2 separate regions of the Homo sapiens genome follow, and region 2 is linked to region 1. A link is a contact called in ENCODE Hi-C or POLR2A ChIA-PET data. All regions are on one chromosome and are shown on one strand. Each heading gives the region's core, a stretch centred on a gene start or an enhancer-like site at or near the end of the contact. The rest is flanking DNA. Distances are from core to core; before and after follow the strand shown.

Region 1 (4,315 bases), core at 1,354-3,853:
AAATACTTCCAGGCAAATAATTTAAAATTAAAAACATTCAAAGCCCATTTTCTTAACCACTATTACACAGTTACTCAATTAAATTTCAAAGATCCAGTAATGGTGAGTACCCCTCTGGTGCCCTGATGGTGGAGTAAGCTGGCTGCTATGCAGAACAACTGGCCACACATATTTAAAAAAAAGAAGAAAAAAAAAAACTGTTCATTGTCCCGGCGATTTTGTTTCATATACTATACCCTAGAGAAACACTAGCATATACACACAGAGACATACATAAGCATATTTTTACAGCAGCAGTTTGCTAAAGCAAAAACAGATGAAAACAACACATATGTCCAACAACAGCTGAACAGGCAAATAAACTATGCCAGAGCTAGCTCTACAGTGGAACATTAGGCAGCAGTTAACCAGGATGAGCCAGATTTATGTATGTTGGCATGGAAAAGACCTCTTAAATATAATGCTGAATGAAAAGGGCAAACAGGACTACACTAATACACTATGATCCTATGTACTTAAAAAAAAAATTCTGTAGAATTAAAAATTTCTGCAAGTATTAACTTTTTTAAAAATTGGTTCTTTCATTGAGCATTTATATTCTTTTACATATAAAATTTTACGTAAAAAAGATTTTATGACCGGGTGCACTGGCTCACGCCTATAATCCCAGCACTTTCGGAGGCCGAGACAGGTGGATCACCTGAGGTCAGGAGTTCGAGACTAGCCTGGCCAACATGTTGAAATCCAGTCTCTACTAATAATACAAAAAAATTAGCTGGGTGTGGTGGCGCACGCCTGTAATCTCAACTACTCGGGAGGCTGAGGGAGGAGAATCGATTGAACCCAGCAGGTGGAGGTTGCAGTGAGCCAAGATCACTCCATTGTACTCCAGCCTGGGTGGCAAGAGTGAAACTCCGTCTCAAAAAAAAAAAAAAAATTACCAAAAAGTTTGCATAAATGCACAATAAAAGAACTGAAAAGCCTATCCCTGGGCAGGTACAGAGTAAAGAAAGATAACAGAACTTCAGCATTTACTATACTGTTTCTTAGTTTCTGCTAAGTATTACTCGTGTAAAGTACTAAAGACACCAGAACCAGTGCTTCCCAACCAAGTGAGAAAACTGCTGAAAATGATCCCAATTTTGTAAAAGCAGTAAATAAAATTCTCTAGATGTACACTTACGTTTTTATCGGCATGGGGTGAAATGGGGAAGAATACAGCCCTAGCTGCTGTTTGGGGAAATGACAAGGCATTTCATGGAGACGACTTTTTCATCTTTACATTGATTCACCAGTACAAGCAAGCATGATTACCTTTATACTTTTTCTAAAACGAAGTTAATTTTTTTAATGAGAAACGATTACCTGGAATAGTCTCCAATTTTAGCCTATACTAACTACAGAGAGGGAAAACCATCTCTACTCACTTTGTCACCTATCCGGCAGAGGTACTCGGCCTTTGCCATCATTGCATCGCGAATTTCGCTCTCTCCTAGATTCTTCTCTGCATCTTCCAGCTCCTCATCCAAACGCTTCAACTCATCTTCATTTGCCTTCTTCATTTTATTGAGTAGGTCCACGTCTATCTGCCAGTCGAGGGATTTGCACAAGGCTTCATAGTAAGGAGCCATGTCTAACATGCAAAAAGAGGGATGTGTGAGTGGGGACACTTGTGCCCTCAAGTCAAAGTCTGCCCACGTATTTCACCCCCCGCCCCGCCACAAGTCATCCACCAGTCTCTTCCCCACTAACAGGAAGGCATGCGATGGCGCTTAATAATCGGCTTGGCAAAACATAAACGTATGCTGGTGGGAGGTTTGCGTGACGGCCAATCCTGGCAATGCCAACCTCTACTAGGGCTGGAGGGAGGGCAATCCTCGGTTTGCTCTTGCCGGATTCTGTTCCAAAAGTCTTCAAACAGGGAAAGACTTTTTATACACACATACTCACATACATATGTTCAAACATACACATTCACTACAGAAGGGCCAGAAAGAACCGAACCCAAATTTCCCTTCCACAGGCAAGCTGAACTCTCCCACAGGAATACCCCGCGCCCGGGAGCAGTCCCCACTGACAGAAAGTCACGGGGCCTTTACTCTGTGCCTAGCACAGGGGTAAATATTAATGCCTCACGATTCTCCCCCAAGCTGCCCTTACAGGGGAAGGCGGCACAGAGAGATGCAGACCCCGCTGAGGCAAGTCGAGGTCCCCCAGGGTATCCCCAAACCAAAGCAAAACCCTAAGGGCCGGAGAAGCCAGGCCTGGTCTCTGAGACCCCGTCAGAGGGGTCTGGAGCTCCATCAAAAAAAGTCCCCGCAGGCTCCGGAACGCGGGGACGGCCCAGGCCTAGGCCGCTGACTCGGCGCTCGTGCGGGCCTCACTGTTATCGCGGACGGCCGCCATCAGCTCGTCGCGCACGGCAGCGTCTCCGCGGTGCTCGGGCAGGCTGAGCAGGAAGCGCAGCTGCGCGATACGCAAGTCGGGGTTCTTGGGCAGACCCTCCTCCTCCAGGTTCTCCAGCGGCATCGCGGCGAAGGGGACAGCGGCTGACAGGACACAACTTGGTTACGACCGGCTGCGGCAGCGGAAGCGGGAGGAGTCGGCGAATACGCCCGGCCGCCTGCGGCCCGGCTTCCGGTCCCGTCTCCGCCGGCAGCGTCCTCTGCTGGACACCTCCGGGAACGCCTCACCCGGCCTGGGCGCCTGCGCCCCTGTGTGGTCACGGGGGCTTTTCCACCCTCAAGGCCCCCTGCGGAGTCCCAGAGTGGGTGCAGCCCAACTCAAAAGCCCAATTTCTTGAATCTCTTTCTCACTCCCTTTTTAGCTATTTTACTTTCCGTTTGTAACTGATGGGAGCTTAAAATTTTTTGAAAACTGAAAATGTAATAACAGCATTAATAAAAACAATCACCATAGTTTGTCGAGTCGTTACTCTCATTCATCTTATTAAAATCATCTTCATGCTGCGAGGTAGTACTATTAGCCTATTTAGTAGGTAAGACAAATGAGGCACAAAGAGGTTAGGGAAACAGACCAACCAAGGTCATGTAACAGCCATGTCGCAAGGCCTAAATGAAAACCCCTATCTAGAACTCTAAAATCCACATTCTTTCTGCGGTTTTAAGAAGAAAAAAAAACTGCACCCAGGATTCTACGTCATAGTACAACAGCATCATCGTTTTGTTTACACATAAATTAAATCATTACATGCCTGCATTTTCAGCTTCCTTTTGTTCACATTGCTACAGATCTTCAGAGGTGGTAATCTTTACATTAAATTCCTTTTTTTTTTGAAACGGAGTCTTGCCCTGTCACCCAGGCTGGAGTGCAGTGGCACAATCTTGGCTCACTGCAACCTCTGCCTCCCAGCTTCAATCGATTCTCCTGCCTCAGCCTCCCAAGTAGCTGGGATTACAGGCCTGCACCACCATGCCGGGCTAATTTTTGTATTTTTAGTAGAGACGGGGTTTCACCATGTTGGCCAGGCTGGTCTTGACCTTCTGACCTCAAGTGATTCCCCCGCCTCAGTCGTCCAAAGTGCTGGGATTACAGGTGTGGGCCACCATGCCTGGCCTAAATTCCATCTAATGGATTTACCATAATTTACTTTCACTCTTCCCTCTGTTAGAGGTGTCTTTAGGTTGACCAGAGTTTTTACTTACCTAATATAAAAACTTGGATGAAGACTTTGGATGTCTAGATCACTTCATGTTTTGCATCTTTTTCCTTAGCATAAAATCCCATGAAGGAATAACGGACAAAGGGAAGAAGGATTTTGTGACTTGGGGATATTTAATGTTAAATGGTTTTCCAAAAGAGCTGAACCAGTTTACACAGCTGCTGAAACAGGTGAGACTGCCACATCTCACAGGCAGTAGGCATCATCACATAATTTAAATCTATTATTTGTTTCTATAAAAATGAAACAAGCATTTTGAAGACAACTCAAATGATAGAGAAAATATGAAGAGTAAAAAAAAAATACTATTAAATAGCTCTCCACCACTGCTAAACTTTTGGTAAAAAACTTTCTAAAATTCTTTCATTTAGTCATTCAACAAACATGATTGCATGGTTACAAAGTACCAGGCACTGTCTTAGGCCTCAAGGACTCAGCAGTGAAGAGCACAAAGCCCTGTCTTTGGAACTTACATTCCAGAGAAGCATAGCTTCTTTAAAACTCATCTGGGTATATTAACATGATCATTCTATACTCGCACATTTTAAACTGTGTTTTATTCATTCTACCATGTATTGTGGATATCTTGGATGACAATGGATTGACCATATAGGATTCCATTATATTTATTTC
Region 2 (4,315 bases), core at 925-3,424, 640 kb after region 1:
TTATAAATTATAAGTTACATTTTTAAAAAAATTCACTCGTGGAACATCGATTTTGTGCCAAGTACTGGGCTAGATAAGTTGAAATAAACAACAGCAATGACAAAACAAGAATAAAACGTGGGTCCAATCTTTTAAAAAAAGGATTACAAAAATTTAAGATAGTATCCTTATTTTAAAAAACCTCACAGCAAAAAACTTTAACATCTGCTGATTTATTGGTAAAAATGTTTTAAATGAGCTTCACTTCACGTTGCAATACAATAAAATGCACAGTATGTTACTAAATAACTGGAATTATTTCAGCAAATACCAGCCAGGCCTCGTTATTCAGTGGTTACTCACTGAAGTGTTTCCTACCAAATGGGGTTGGGCCGAGGAGATCTGAATGTTAACATTAACAGTTGGAAAGTTAATTATTGCTCTCTATTTTGTAAGGTTTATCAAAATTTAACTGAGTTTCCTCAAGGCGCTGGGCTACCTTGTGACTTCACAGAGCACAGGACCAAAGGGAGGATTCAGGAGCAAGGCGAGACCCCTTTCTGCTCCACCCAAGCTTGACAGAGAGAAGGAAGTCTGCACAGGAATCATCTGTGGTGTTCCACTTGGATTCTGGAGCCAGGCCAACCCTGGTTTCCATTCCTCCCCTAAAGCTACTCTAGTTGCCCTTTCTTGTGTCATTTCCTTCTTTAAAGCCTCAGTTTCCTCATCTGTAAAATGATGGTAATAACAGCATACTGCAAAGAGTAACTGTGGAGATTAAAAGAGATAATACATAAAATGCCCTTAAAGCAGGGCATGACACAGAGGACAGGTCCAATACATATTTAACATAATAATAATTATTAGTGGTATTGTTTTACTTGTAGCATGCAAAACATCTGATCTTTATAAATTAGTATATTGACATTCTCAAACAAAACAATTTTGTTTTAGAAAGAATCTTTGATGGGGTGCAGTGGATCCTCCTGTAATCCCAGAAATTTAGGAGGTGAAGGCAGGAGGAATGCCTGAGGCTAGGAGTTCAAGACCAGCATATGCAACATAGGGATACCCTGTCTCAACAAAAATCAACCAAACAAATAATAGTGTGAGCTGTTGTTTTTTTGTTTTATTATTATTTTTTTAAGTGATGTGCCCAGTGTCAAGTAGTGCTACATGCACAGTGCTGACAGTAAATAAATACAAAGAGTGGTGGCAGAAGAGATTGTGGCTAAGACTCACTTTGGGCTGGCCTGAACCTTTATAAACTATGTTTCCATGAGAGTGGTTTATGGAACATTAGTCCCATAAGATAGTTCCAAAAACAAATCAATTAACTTTGCAAAACACTTAACACAGCATGCACATCTGGAACTTTCTCCATGCACATTAGCATTTTAAGAGCCCTGAGAAGTCTTGCAGGAAAGAAACCAGTTTACATGTGCTGAGTCGCATGATTGCCAAACTTACGGGATCTTTGCCAAGTTAAGAGGCAAGTGATGGGGACAGCACCATCACTAGAACTATAACAAGACGCAGGTGGGATGTGTGGATGGGCTTCCCTCTCAGGGAGAGAAGGGCGTGCGAGTGGAAGGCAACAACTGAGAAGCTTCTTGGCTTTTAAGGGGCGGTGGTGGGCAGTGGAAGGTGTCTGAGGGTCCCCTCAATACCTTCTAAGGGGGTGGGTGCCTCCAGCTACCTGGGGAGTTAAATTTGCTGACTTGGGCATGAGAGCTGGGTGCACTACCCCCAAAAGCCCTTCTGTGTCCTTTTCATTCTCCATTCTGTAGCTCCTTCAACTAAGTGTGATAACAACAATGACTATAGGCTATAATCATACTGGCCAACGTTTGTTGAGTTGCTTTTCTCTGTGTCAGGCACTCTCCTAAGCACTTCATATGGATTAACTTGATTATTCCTCAAAGCAACCCGATATGGTAGGAACTATTACCTTCATTTCAGAAATGAGGAAACTGAGGGACACTTGAAATAACTTGAGAAAATATTTAAAGTATCTATTTGAAGTAGTATAAGACGCTGAACATCCCAGGGCCTGTGTTTTACTAAGAGACTATTTAGTTTTGCTATTAATATCCTGCAAAGTACCCTTTAGGAAATGTTGGTTTCGATTCACTCCATCTCTTAGCAGTAGCGGGAGAGTGACCTTTCCGCCTGTCAGGGTGCCAACTGCCCACAGACACCCTGTCCTGGCTGCAGTGCACTTGCCATGGCTGCCTCTCAGGCTGCTTTGTGCCACGGCTTGGCATCTCCCAAGCTTGCACTCTCCAGTAGAAATAAAATGCAAGCCACACGTGAAAGTTAAGAATTTCTAGTAGCCACGTTTTTTTAACGTCAAAAGGAACAGATGAAATTAATTTTAATAATAGAGTCTATTGAACCCCATTATGCAAAATATTATTTCAACATGTGACACTAGCCACATCTCAAGGGCCTCCTGGTGACCGTATAGGATGGTGCATTCTAGGCAGGAAGTGTTTGCAGAGTGTATACCAGAGACAGCGTATTACGGGAGATAAGAGTGTGAGCTCGGGAATCAGAGAGACCCGTGTGTAAATCCCAGCTGCTCTGCATTCAATCTGTGTGACCTCTGGTGAGTCACTTCAGCCCTCTGTGCCTCAGTTTCCTCATCTGTGAAAAGGGAATAATGATAGTTCATGCCTAATAGGGCAGTAGGGAAGGTGAAATGACTTAGTCTACATAAAGTGTCGGAACAGGGCCTGGTGGGTAGGAAGTCCTCTGGAGGCACGGGCTGTGCTGACTCTCATTACTTAGAATGAGCAGCAGGTTAAGGCTGCTGGAACGAAGTGGCTCCCAGGCCTGCCGCTGGGATCTGCCTGCTATCTGACATTTCACTGCAGCTCGTGGGTGGCCCTGAAGCTGAATGTGGTGCCTGTGGTGGGTCTAGGTATCATTCTCATATCAGAGATTAAAGCGCAGTTGGGCTGGAGCTCTTTAAAAAGGCATCTAAGCAACTCGTAGGGAGTGTATCTCCCACATTCTTTTGATACACAGGTCTCCTAGTTTACAGGCACTGAGGACTGGTTTATAAGGCCTGCAGCTGAAACCCTTTTGCATCACAATGTCCATGTTCCATGACCACGGAAGTGAGTGACCACAGGGGCATGCTGTGCTCCAATGACCAGTGAACCTCACTGGTCTTCCTCCCCAGCCACAGGCCACCTTCCCCAATACCCTGGCCCAGCTCAGAAAAGGCTTGATTGGTTTATTTATTTTAAAATCATATTTGGTTGCTGTACACTCAACTCTCGATATGACAACTTAATCCCTTAAATGAATTGAAAGCTTTCTATCTTTCTCTATAAGCTTGAGACAACTTCTTGAACAGTCTCACCAGTTCATTCTTAATTATTCCCACACTTAAATACAATGGCACTTCCCAAAGCTCATTTGAGTCATACTTTTGAACATCCCCTTTCCAGGCACCATCTGCAGCTTTTCCTTTTGTTACAGCCTGGAAAGAACACAGGACTGGGAAGTAAGAGGCCTGTGTTCAATTTTGCCATTCATTCTAGCTCCAAGATTAGGAGTCCCTTCGAAGTTCTGGGCCTTGATCCTCTTATCCATAAAGAGAAGGCCTGGAATAGAAGTTCTCTCTAAAGTTTCCTCCAGTATTAAAAATTTATGAATTCTTATATTTTATAAGATAAAAGTGAATAATGATTAAAAATGAAGTCCTAAGTTTCCAAAGGGGCAAAACCCAACAGAGATTCCCCCTGAGCCACTGTCACTGTCAGAAAGTGTATGGATGAAACAGTCAGCAGGGTGGCAGGGTAGAATAAGACAGAATAACTCCAAAAGAGAGAGAACAACACAAAAGGAGTGGACTTTTGCTGATGTTAAATTATATTAAGGGGAGTACAGTCTACACATCTCCATTACTCACTGGGAAAATTTTATTTCGGACCTGCTAAAACAGATAATAGTTTCTGAAAAACCACTTCTATTTTCTCTAATCTGACTTGTTACAATGAAATAACATGAAATGTAAGAATTAGGAAACTGGCTTGAAAGAAAAAAAAGTATACAATCAAAGATACCGCTGGAAAAGCATTTAAATTGTCCACAAAGCACAGAATGGAAGCTTTCAGGATTTATGGAGTTATATATTCTATCCCTCTTCAGCAGCAGGGCATGTGGTCATAAGGACTGAATCTCATACTATTAATACCAAACTCTTCTACCTCTGTCTCTGTCTCAGTCTCATTGTCCCTCTGGCTCTCTCTTTCTCTCCTGTCTGCATGCACATACACACATGCAACATACATGCAAAACAACACAGTTGCATTCTTACCTA

Evidence for each region. A loop is a pair of places that touch in the nucleus more often than their neighbours do. ChIA-PET counts read pairs that join two places held with the same protein, here RNA polymerase II (POLR2A). Pooled maps may share reads with other maps.
Region 2: a pooled map shows a loop between it and region 1 (4-fold over the local background). The contact joins the enhancer-like site here to the promoter of PSMD6 in region 1. A Hi-C loop is called at or near these places in 1 of 50 pooled maps. POLR2A ChIA-PET finds 5 or more read pairs at or near these places in 2 of 52 experiments (BJ and PC-9).

The regions. Positions count from the first base shown.
Region 1 is chr3:64,020,891-64,025,205 of GRCh38, forward strand. It overlaps PSMD6 (proteasome 26S subunit, non-ATPase 6), which reads right to left and starts at 2,604. Exons shown (of 8, transcript NM_014814.3): 1 at 2,385-2,604; 2 at 1,428-1,633. The coding sequence starts at 2,529. It overlaps LOC105377121 (a long non-coding RNA gene), which reads left to right and starts at 3,185. Exons shown (of 3, transcript XR_940906.3): 1 at 3,185-3,261; 2 at 3,735-3,852. RefSeq lists enhancers at 1,906-2,528, 2,213-2,562, 2,529-3,150 and a silencer at 2,713-2,812.
Region 2 is chr3:64,665,922-64,670,236 of GRCh38, forward strand. The region is part of intron 3 of ADAMTS9 (ADAM metallopeptidase with thrombospondin type 1 motif 9); the gene reads right to left. Among named protein-coding and RNA genes, the nearest start is that of ADAMTS9-AS2, 17 kb to the right of the region's middle. Within about 2 kb of position 2,175, at least 9 of the 41 ENCODE cell types and tissues checked have a DNase peak (open chromatin) inside an H3K27ac peak, as active enhancers do.